Regions from separate parts of the Homo sapiens genome. Here regions 2 and 3 are each linked to region 1. The links are chromatin contacts, found by Hi-C or POLR2A ChIA-PET in ENCODE. All regions are on one chromosome and are shown on one strand. Each heading gives the region's core, a stretch centred on a gene start or an enhancer-like site at or near the end of the contact. The rest is flanking DNA. Distances are from core to core; before and after follow the strand shown.

The links. Hi-C counts contacts between places; a loop is a spot of excess contacts on that map. ChIA-PET counts read pairs that join two places held with the same protein, here RNA polymerase II (POLR2A). Pooled maps may share reads with other maps.
Region 2: a pooled map shows a loop between it and region 1 (3-fold over the local background). The contact joins two enhancer-like sites. A Hi-C loop is called at or near these places in 3 of 168 maps with a recorded cell type or tissue (A673, CD4-positive, alpha-beta T cell and GM12878), 4 of 37 single-sample maps with no recorded cell type and 4 of 50 pooled maps. POLR2A ChIA-PET finds 5 or more read pairs at or near these places in 1 of 52 experiments (T-cell).
Region 3: a pooled map shows a loop between it and region 1 (7-fold over the local background). The contact joins two enhancer-like sites. A Hi-C loop is called at or near these places in 1 of 168 maps with a recorded cell type or tissue (Panc1), 2 of 37 single-sample maps with no recorded cell type and 11 of 50 pooled maps. POLR2A ChIA-PET finds 5 or more read pairs at or near these places in 4 of 52 experiments (CD4-positive, alpha-beta T cell, CD8-positive, alpha-beta T cell, activated naive CD4-positive, alpha-beta T cell and 1 more).

What each region holds. Positions count from the first base shown.
Region 1 is chr1:65,040,298-65,042,862 of GRCh38, reverse strand. It overlaps a transcript of JAK1 not described here. Among named protein-coding and RNA genes, the nearest start is that of MIR3671, 16 kb to the left of the region's middle. Within about 2 kb of position 1,267, at least 9 of the 41 ENCODE cell types and tissues checked have a DNase peak (open chromatin) inside an H3K27ac peak, as active enhancers do.
Region 2 is chr1:64,838,978-64,841,542 of GRCh38, reverse strand. It overlaps JAK1 (Janus kinase 1), which reads left to right. Exons shown (of 25, transcript NM_002227.4): 18 at 1-92; 19 at 204-298; 20 at 1,748-1,940. Among named protein-coding and RNA genes, the nearest start is that of RAVER2, 95 kb to the right of the region's middle. Within about 2 kb of position 1,274, at least 3 of the 41 ENCODE cell types and tissues checked have a DNase peak (open chromatin) inside an H3K27ac peak, as active enhancers do.
Region 3 is chr1:64,881,703-64,884,267 of GRCh38, reverse strand. JAK1 (Janus kinase 1) reads left to right here. Exons shown (of 25, transcript NM_002227.4): 3 at 793-991. Among named protein-coding and RNA genes, the nearest start is that of JAK1, 84 kb to the left of the region's middle. RefSeq lists enhancers at 844-1,013, 1,334-1,513. Within about 2 kb of position 1,292, at least 3 of the 41 ENCODE cell types and tissues checked have a DNase peak (open chromatin) inside an H3K27ac peak, as active enhancers do.

The sequences.
Region 1 (2,565 bases), core at 18-2,517:
TTGGAGGTGATGCCCATGCGATAGAGGTGTTCTGGCTGAGGCTGATGACCACCTAGCAGATAGGGACTAAAAGCAGAAAAGCAGAGAGTTGAACTCATCCTCAGTTTAGTTCTCTGTAGACCAAGAACAGAAGTTATTTTATCAAACATAGTAAAAAATGAAAAGTCCCCGTTGAGTCAGTGCTCTCAGAAGAGGACTCTGGATTTGACAGGTACCTAGTACTTACTGGACCCGCATCAAAGACAGCTATTCCATAAGGTTGTTATAAGGAGAAAATTCAGTGGCCAGGACAACCTTCGGCCAACTCTAAAGCCCTATATGAAACACCAGTTATTTCACCAAGTCACCTGATGTAACATGAATTCAGTCTTCTCTATGCTTTTTGTGTATGAGCAACTGTAAAAAGAAATTTCTGGGGTGTGTTTGTGTGTGTGTGTGTGTGTGTGTGTGTGTGTTAAATAAGAGTGCCTGGTTTTTCATAACTAAGACTAAGAAAATGAAAAGTATATACAGTTGTCCTTCAGTATCTGAGGGAGATTGGTTCAGGATTCCCTCAGGTAGCAAAATCTATGGAAGCTGAAGTTCCTGATAATAAACGGGATAATATTTGCATTTACCCCATGCACATCCTCTCGTATACTTTCAATCATCTCTAGACTGCCTCTAATACCTAATACAATGTAAATGCTATGTAAATAGTTGTTATACTGTACTGCTTTAAAATTCGTTATTTTTTATTCTTATAGTGTTTTCTGTTTTGAGGGTTTTTTTGTTTTGTTTTTCTTTTCCAGATTTTTTTGTTTTGTTTTGTTTTGTTTTGAGACAGAGTTTTGCTCTTCTTGCCCAGGCTGGAGTGCAGTGGTGAGATCTCTGCTCACTGCAACCTCCGCCTCCTGGATTCAAGTGATTCTCCTGCCTCAGCCTCCCAAGTAGTAGCTGCGATTATAGGCATCTGCCAACATGCCTGGCTAATTTTTTGTATTTTTGCTAGAGACGGGGTTTTACCATGTTGGCCAGGCTGGTCTAGAACTCCTGAACTCAGGTGATCCACCCACCTTGGCCTCCCAAAGTGCTGGGATTACAGGCGTGAGCCACCGTGCCCAGCCCAGATATTTTTGATCCATGGCTGGTTGAATCTTCAGATGGGAGGACCAACTGTATGTATATATAGTATAAGTATTTGCTTGTGTTTCTGAAAGGAGACAGTAGAGTTCAGTACAGAGCTGGAAACTAGCGCCCCATGGTTCCTGTGAAATGTCTGTGTACAGGAACATACAGAATCAGATGATCGCTTCTGTGTTTGCTATGATAAGGGTTACACAGAGGCCATCAGGTAGGAGACGACACAGAGAGCACAGGTTGGAGCACAGGTGGGTCGCTAGGCATATCCAGGGTCCTGGGCTGATACAGTATCTAAAACAGAAAACATCCAGTGCTTACGGGGTACTGGCTCTTTCCTCAGACTCCACATTTGAGATGCAGAGGAACTAAAACTCCATCTTTGTGTATGTAGCAAGTTTTCCCCTTTCAGCTTTGAAAATGAAAGTTTGTTTTAGGTCAGGTTCAGCCTGGGGAAATGAGAAAATCACCCACTGGGATGAGCCCTTCCCCCTTCAACACTGTAAATAGCTTTTTCCACTTGGCGCGGTCTCCTCGCCACGGTAATAAGGAGCTCTTGCTGGCTGCTCCGACCCGTGCGACAGCCAGGCCTTCAGGAGGTCTGGTGTCCCTGCACTTTGTGGTCTCTGAGCAGTCCAGCTCTGCCTGCCATCAGTTTGGGCACTTGACATTTCAGGAAATCCTGAGCCCAGATTGCAGGCCCTCTTTTTCCGTGATGATACCCACTACATTGAAATGATGGATCTGTGATAGCAACAGGAGCGATGATATACATCTTTGTATATCCCTGCCCTCCCCAGACCCCAAGTCCTATATAAAAACTTCACTTCCTGGGCTTCCTTTACCCCACCCCAATATTTGCCATGTTTTCTTGTGTTTCATGATTTTTCTGTCAGCTCCTCTGAAATGTGAGGTCCTTCAAAGCAGGACTATGTTTTTTTTCGTGGTATCCCTTGCCCCTCGCAAAATGCCTAGGACATAATAGGTGTTCTATAAATGTTTGTTGAATGAATACAGAAAAACCAGAGCGCCACTATGGGTAGGTGAGTGGGATGGGGAAGGCCCTGAAATCCAGAGCACAGGGGGACCTGGGCATGTGTGTGTATGTGAGGGCTGAGTAGGGAGATTGTTGTGGACAGAATAATGGTCCGTAGAATAAAGGTCCACATTCTGATCCCTGGAACCTGAGAACACGTTATGTTAAATGCCAGAGGGAATTCTGGTTGCAGATGGAATGAAGGTTGCTCATCCCGATTGTAAGGTCGAGAGATTACTATGGATTACCCAGGTGGGTCAGGGTAATCACAGGGTTCTTACAAGTGGGAAGCAGGAGAGTCGGAGAAGATGTGATGACAGAAGCACAGGCTGGAGTGAAGTGGCCTCGAGCCACAGAAGGCAGGTGGCCTCTAGACGATAGAAAGGTCAAGGAACAGATTCTTTCCAGAG
Region 2 (2,565 bases), core at 25-2,524, 200 kb after region 1:
TGACCTCATGACCCGCTGCATGAACTATGACCCCAATCAGAGGCCTTTCTTCCGAGCCATCATGAGAGACATTAATAAGCTTGAAGAGCAGAGTAAGACCTGCCATGTGCTGCTTTAACCCAGCTTGGGGAGAAACAGGAGCCTGGGTGGCAATCCCTGGCAATCGACTGCCTTTCACTCTGTTTTCTTTTCTCTTCTGTTAGATCCAGATATTGTTTCAGAAAAAAAACCAGCAACTGAAGTGGACCCCACACATTTTGAAAAGCGCTTCCTAAAGAGGATCCGTGACTTGGGAGAGGTAAGTTACACCCGTGCTGCTTGCTGCTGATGGCAGAGCCCTCCGCCATCCACAGCGCCACTCTCTGCACGTACAGCTGCTCTCCATTCTTTTTCATTCTGGGGCCAGGTCCATGAGCGAAAGCACCTTACTGCATTTGGGGGCCACTTTCATCACAAGGGATTGTGTCTTTCTCCATGTGACACACGGCACGGACGGAATGCACGTCCCTGCCTGCATGCACGACTGTGTATGCACACGGGACTCTGGGCAGCTCCCTTGAGAGACTTGAGTTTTCTCTACAGGACAGAAGAGAATGGAAAGAGGGAGAGATGGGGGAGTAGGTATAGATATGGTGGAATAGGAAAATCCTTGCCTCTGACTTTCCCGGGCATATATATCCTGTAAGCTTCTCTCTTTTTCTTTTGCCCCCGAGAGACAGGGTCTCGCTCTGTGTCCCAGGCTGGAGTGAGTGGTGTGATCATAGCTCACTGCAGCCTCAACTTCCCAGGCTCAAGCAATCTTCCTGCCTCAGCCTCCTGAGTAGCTGGAACTACAGGCACACGCCCCCATGCTGGCTAATATTTTTTATTTTTTATTGTAGAAATGGGGTCTTGCTATGTTGACTAGGCTGCTCTCAGACTCCTGGCCTCAAGCAAGGAGGCCTCCCAAAGTGCTGGGATTATAGGCATAAGCCACCATACCCAGCCCTGTAAGGCTCTTTAGAGCAGGGATAGGTTTATTGCACAGAATCCCAAAATAGAGTGTCAGCGTTTCTTTGGACCTTAAATGGGAGTTTCCAAACAGTTAATTGTGACTAGAGAAGCTACTGAGATTTGTGTCTTTATACAGATTTTCTGTAGTCTGGTTAATGAAACAGACTTGATACATCTCCAGGATCTGCTGTGTGCCAGCCACTGTGCCAGGCATTGTCAGAAGCATGGCATCCTTAGTTCCCCCCACCGTCCCCGAGGCCAGTTTCTGTATGCAGCGAGTGCATCAGGAGCCAGCTCCGATTTGGGGACTTGGCCACCACTGTCGCTGTCAGGTGGCTTGGCTGGAACCTGATCTCACGTCTTCTAAAGACTCCTCATGCATTTGCTCTTTTCAGCCATGCTGTGGGGCCTGTCCTGTAACGTGAGCCCAGGGCTTTTAGAGAACGGCAGTTGTCCTGCAGGCCCAGAAATAACCTTCATTTCCTGTGGTCATAGAAATTGGGATTGATGAGTTGGTTCATCGTCACCTGCTACTTTGTCTTGGCTCAGTAACTGAGGGGACAGTTTGTGAGGCCAAGAGAGCGAGGGGGCTGTAGTGAGCAAGTACAGTCCAGGTGAGAGGCTTCTGCCTGCAAGGCCAGACAGCGAGAACCCCTGGCCCTCAGGGGAACGGCTGTGAGGAGCAAGACTTCTGTGTGTTCCGTGGCCTACGATGGGGCTTCCCTGATAACAGCACATGCATCTTTCCCTCCAGGGCCACTTTGGGAAGGTTGAGCTCTGCAGGTATGACCCCGAAGGGGACAATACAGGGGAGCAGGTGGCTGTTAAATCTCTGAAGCCTGAGAGTGGAGGTAACCACATAGCTGATCTGAAAAAGGAAATCGAGATCTTAAGGAACCTCTATCATGAGAACATTGTGAAGTACAAAGGAATCTGCACAGAAGACGGTATGTTATGCAAGGCTGGGGTCCGGTTTAAAGATTTGGTGACTGTCTAGGGTCATAAAGGCCAGTGCAAAACAGGCACTCCGTGGCCTTACCTGGGCGTCTGACATGCTAGCTGGTGGTTCCCACACACTCTCAAGGCTTCCAAGTCATATGTCAAATCCCTCAGCAGCTGCAGGGCTCCTGAGGAGGCCACCCAGGCCCCTCCATCCAGGGGCTGGTTCCAGCACTGTCTCTCCACGTCACTTGCACTTATGCCTTATGAAACTGATTCCTACTCTACCTCCACCCACTTCCTGTTCTGATCCAATACTAGCCAGGGTATTTCATTTTCTAGTTGTCTAAATCAAAGTGGCAAGTAATATTTACTAATAATTGTATCTTATTTGCAAGCCAGCATCTACTCATGGTAGTGAAATTGACAGCTGATGATAATTTTTTTTTTTTTTTTTTTTTTTTTGAGACGGAGTCTCGCTCTGTGGCCCAGGCTGGACTGCAGTGGCGCAATCTCGGCTCACTGCAAGCTCCGCCTCCCGGGTTCACGCCATTCTCCTGCCTCAGCCTCCCGAGTAGCTGGGACTACAGGCGCCCGCCATCACGCCCGGCTAATTTTTTTGTATTTTTAGTA
Region 3 (2,565 bases), core at 43-2,542, 160 kb after region 1:
CTAAGTTGCTGAGGTTGGTTCTTTGGCCCTAGGTGCTCTCCCTTTGGAGGGTGCTTATGTGAATTACTTACTTACGCACTTTTCACCAGGGTTTTCTAACTGTTCCAAAGTAAGGCCTCCTCCTGCCCTCCTGGTGCTGCGTCAAAGTCCTGCCGCTCCTCCTGGGGTGGTAGGAACCAGGCTCCATTCATTAATTGTTATGGCCCTTCCATGTGACTTATGAACATGAATTGGTCATCATTTTGTGTGCAGTGTCTCAGGTGGGGATGTGAAGAGAGATAAGATACGGTTCATGCCCTCACCATGCTTGCTTTTTAGTGGGAGATGGACATGAAATTAAAATGCTGATTCTTGCCATAAGTCTGTTCAAAGCTTATGTGATTCCAGTAGAAACAGCAGCAGAATTTGTAACTAATAATCAGTCCTTTAACATTGTTGGTTCCAGAATGGGCTACATTTTTCAATTACAACTTGGGTGCAAATGGAGAAAATAAATTCAGGCCATGTCTAAAATTATTCTGATTTTTGAAAATATGGTCTGACCATATTTTCAAAAATACATAATTAATAAATTACAATTCATTAATTAGTATGCATAATTATTTTCCATGGTTTCATCTCTTATGAGATCTGACATGTTTGGTTTCCAGGAAGGGAAGGGGCAGGGGAGAGGTACGTATCCAATACCAACACCAAATGTTTCTGCTTTTTTACCTTCAGAACACTCCCTTTTGCCATAAGAACTTTTAGCACATAGAGTGACCACATAGTCTTGTTTTCCTTCCACAACAGTATCTAAATATAAAAGAGGACTGCAATGCCATGGCTTTCTGTGCTAAAATGAGGAGCTCCAAGAAGACTGAGGTGAACCTGGAGGCCCCTGAGCCAGGGGTGGAAGTGATCTTCTATCTGTCGGACAGGGAGCCCCTCCGGCTGGGCAGTGGAGAGTACACAGCAGAGGAACTGTGCATCAGGGCTGCACAGGCATGCCGTGAGTACTGGCAGCTGCCCAGGGCTGGGGGTTTCACCAACACACTAGTTCAGAAGATCTGGGGGTCTCTGCCCCTTGTAGCGCTGCTGGGCAGAAAGAGTTGTGGACTCTGGAGTCAGGTTCCTCCCTGCCTCTGCCACTGCCACTTGCACGTGACCTTAGGCCAGTGATTCTAATTCTGAGGGTTTCGCTTTTCACTTTCTTCATCTGCAGAGTGGCTTCTTTCTGCTCCGTCACTAATGAACTATAAGATACCAGGGGATGACGCTTGACTTCTGTGGATCCAGGCTCAGTTCTCATTTCCCCACATCTGTACAATTGGAATAATATCAGCACTAGATGAGGTGCTACGTAAAACACCTGGGACTAAGTCCCTGCTCAGCAAGTAGCGTATCTCAATATCTTAATAATTATTCGAAACTTCTCCTAAAAAGTTTGACCCCTCCTTCTGCTGCCGTGACTGCCCTCCCATGCGTGGTGCTGAGTTGAAGTGAGAAGCTGAGTGTTGCTTTGTGGCTTAGTCAAGTTCCCAAGTTGTGAAAAGGACGAGGCTCTCAACAACACAAGCTTTTTTTTCTCCTTTCAAGTGAGAGTTGTCTTAAAGTTAGCCTGTTGCCCTCAGAAGGTGGGAAACCAAAGTCCCTTTCATCCTTTGAACTTGAGGACATTGGCAGTTTTTGCTTGCCTGATTTTAAATGACAAGTTAAATCATAGAAATTAAGTTAAATCACAGATCTAATCCACTTGGATTGTGATGATGGTTGTACAACTGAGTAAATACACTAGAATCTGTTGAATTGTACACTTAAAAATTGGTGAATTTTATAATATGTAAATTATATCTCAAAGCTGTTTTAAAAAGGTTCTATCAACTCGTTTTATGATGATGAAGTAGCCATTTATGATGCCGTACAGCCTGATCCCTACTTTACTTATCCCACCTTTAACCCTCAGAACAACTCTGAGGGGATAGGTTGGTTATTTTAAGAATTGCTTATCTTGTTAGTAGTACAGCTTGTTTAGAAAACCTACCTTCTTTCTGATATTTGTCTTTCTGCCTAAAATCTTCACACACCAGAGTTTCAGGAAAAGGGGAGAGGCTTATGGTATGGGGAAGAGCGTAGTAGGCTCTTACTGACTAAACCTGACACAGAATAAAATGGGCTGAGGTGTATAGATTATTAGTGGGAAAAATCCAGTAATATTGTCAAGTTATTTTGACTAGGCCGCAATGTGTACAAATAACCATCTTTAGACAGCAGCTTTAAGTGTGTTTGTAATTATCAGAACACCTAGATGTAAATCAGTGGTTCTAAAGTTTTTTTTAAGGCTTTGTTTTTTTGTTTTCTCCCTTTCCCCTTGAGATTTGGTTTATATTGTTTATTCTCTTCGCCAAGCTTCTTGCCATCAGCACAGCAGGTATAAACCTCACTCAGTTTGTAAGCAAAGGTCATTGTTGCAGAGTCATTGGGCTGCTGTTAATGAGGGACCAAGGAGCTGCTGGGAAAGAGATGAGAGGAGAGAGCCTGTGAGTCTGAGGATGGACACAGTCGCTGGACCTCCTATAACTCTGG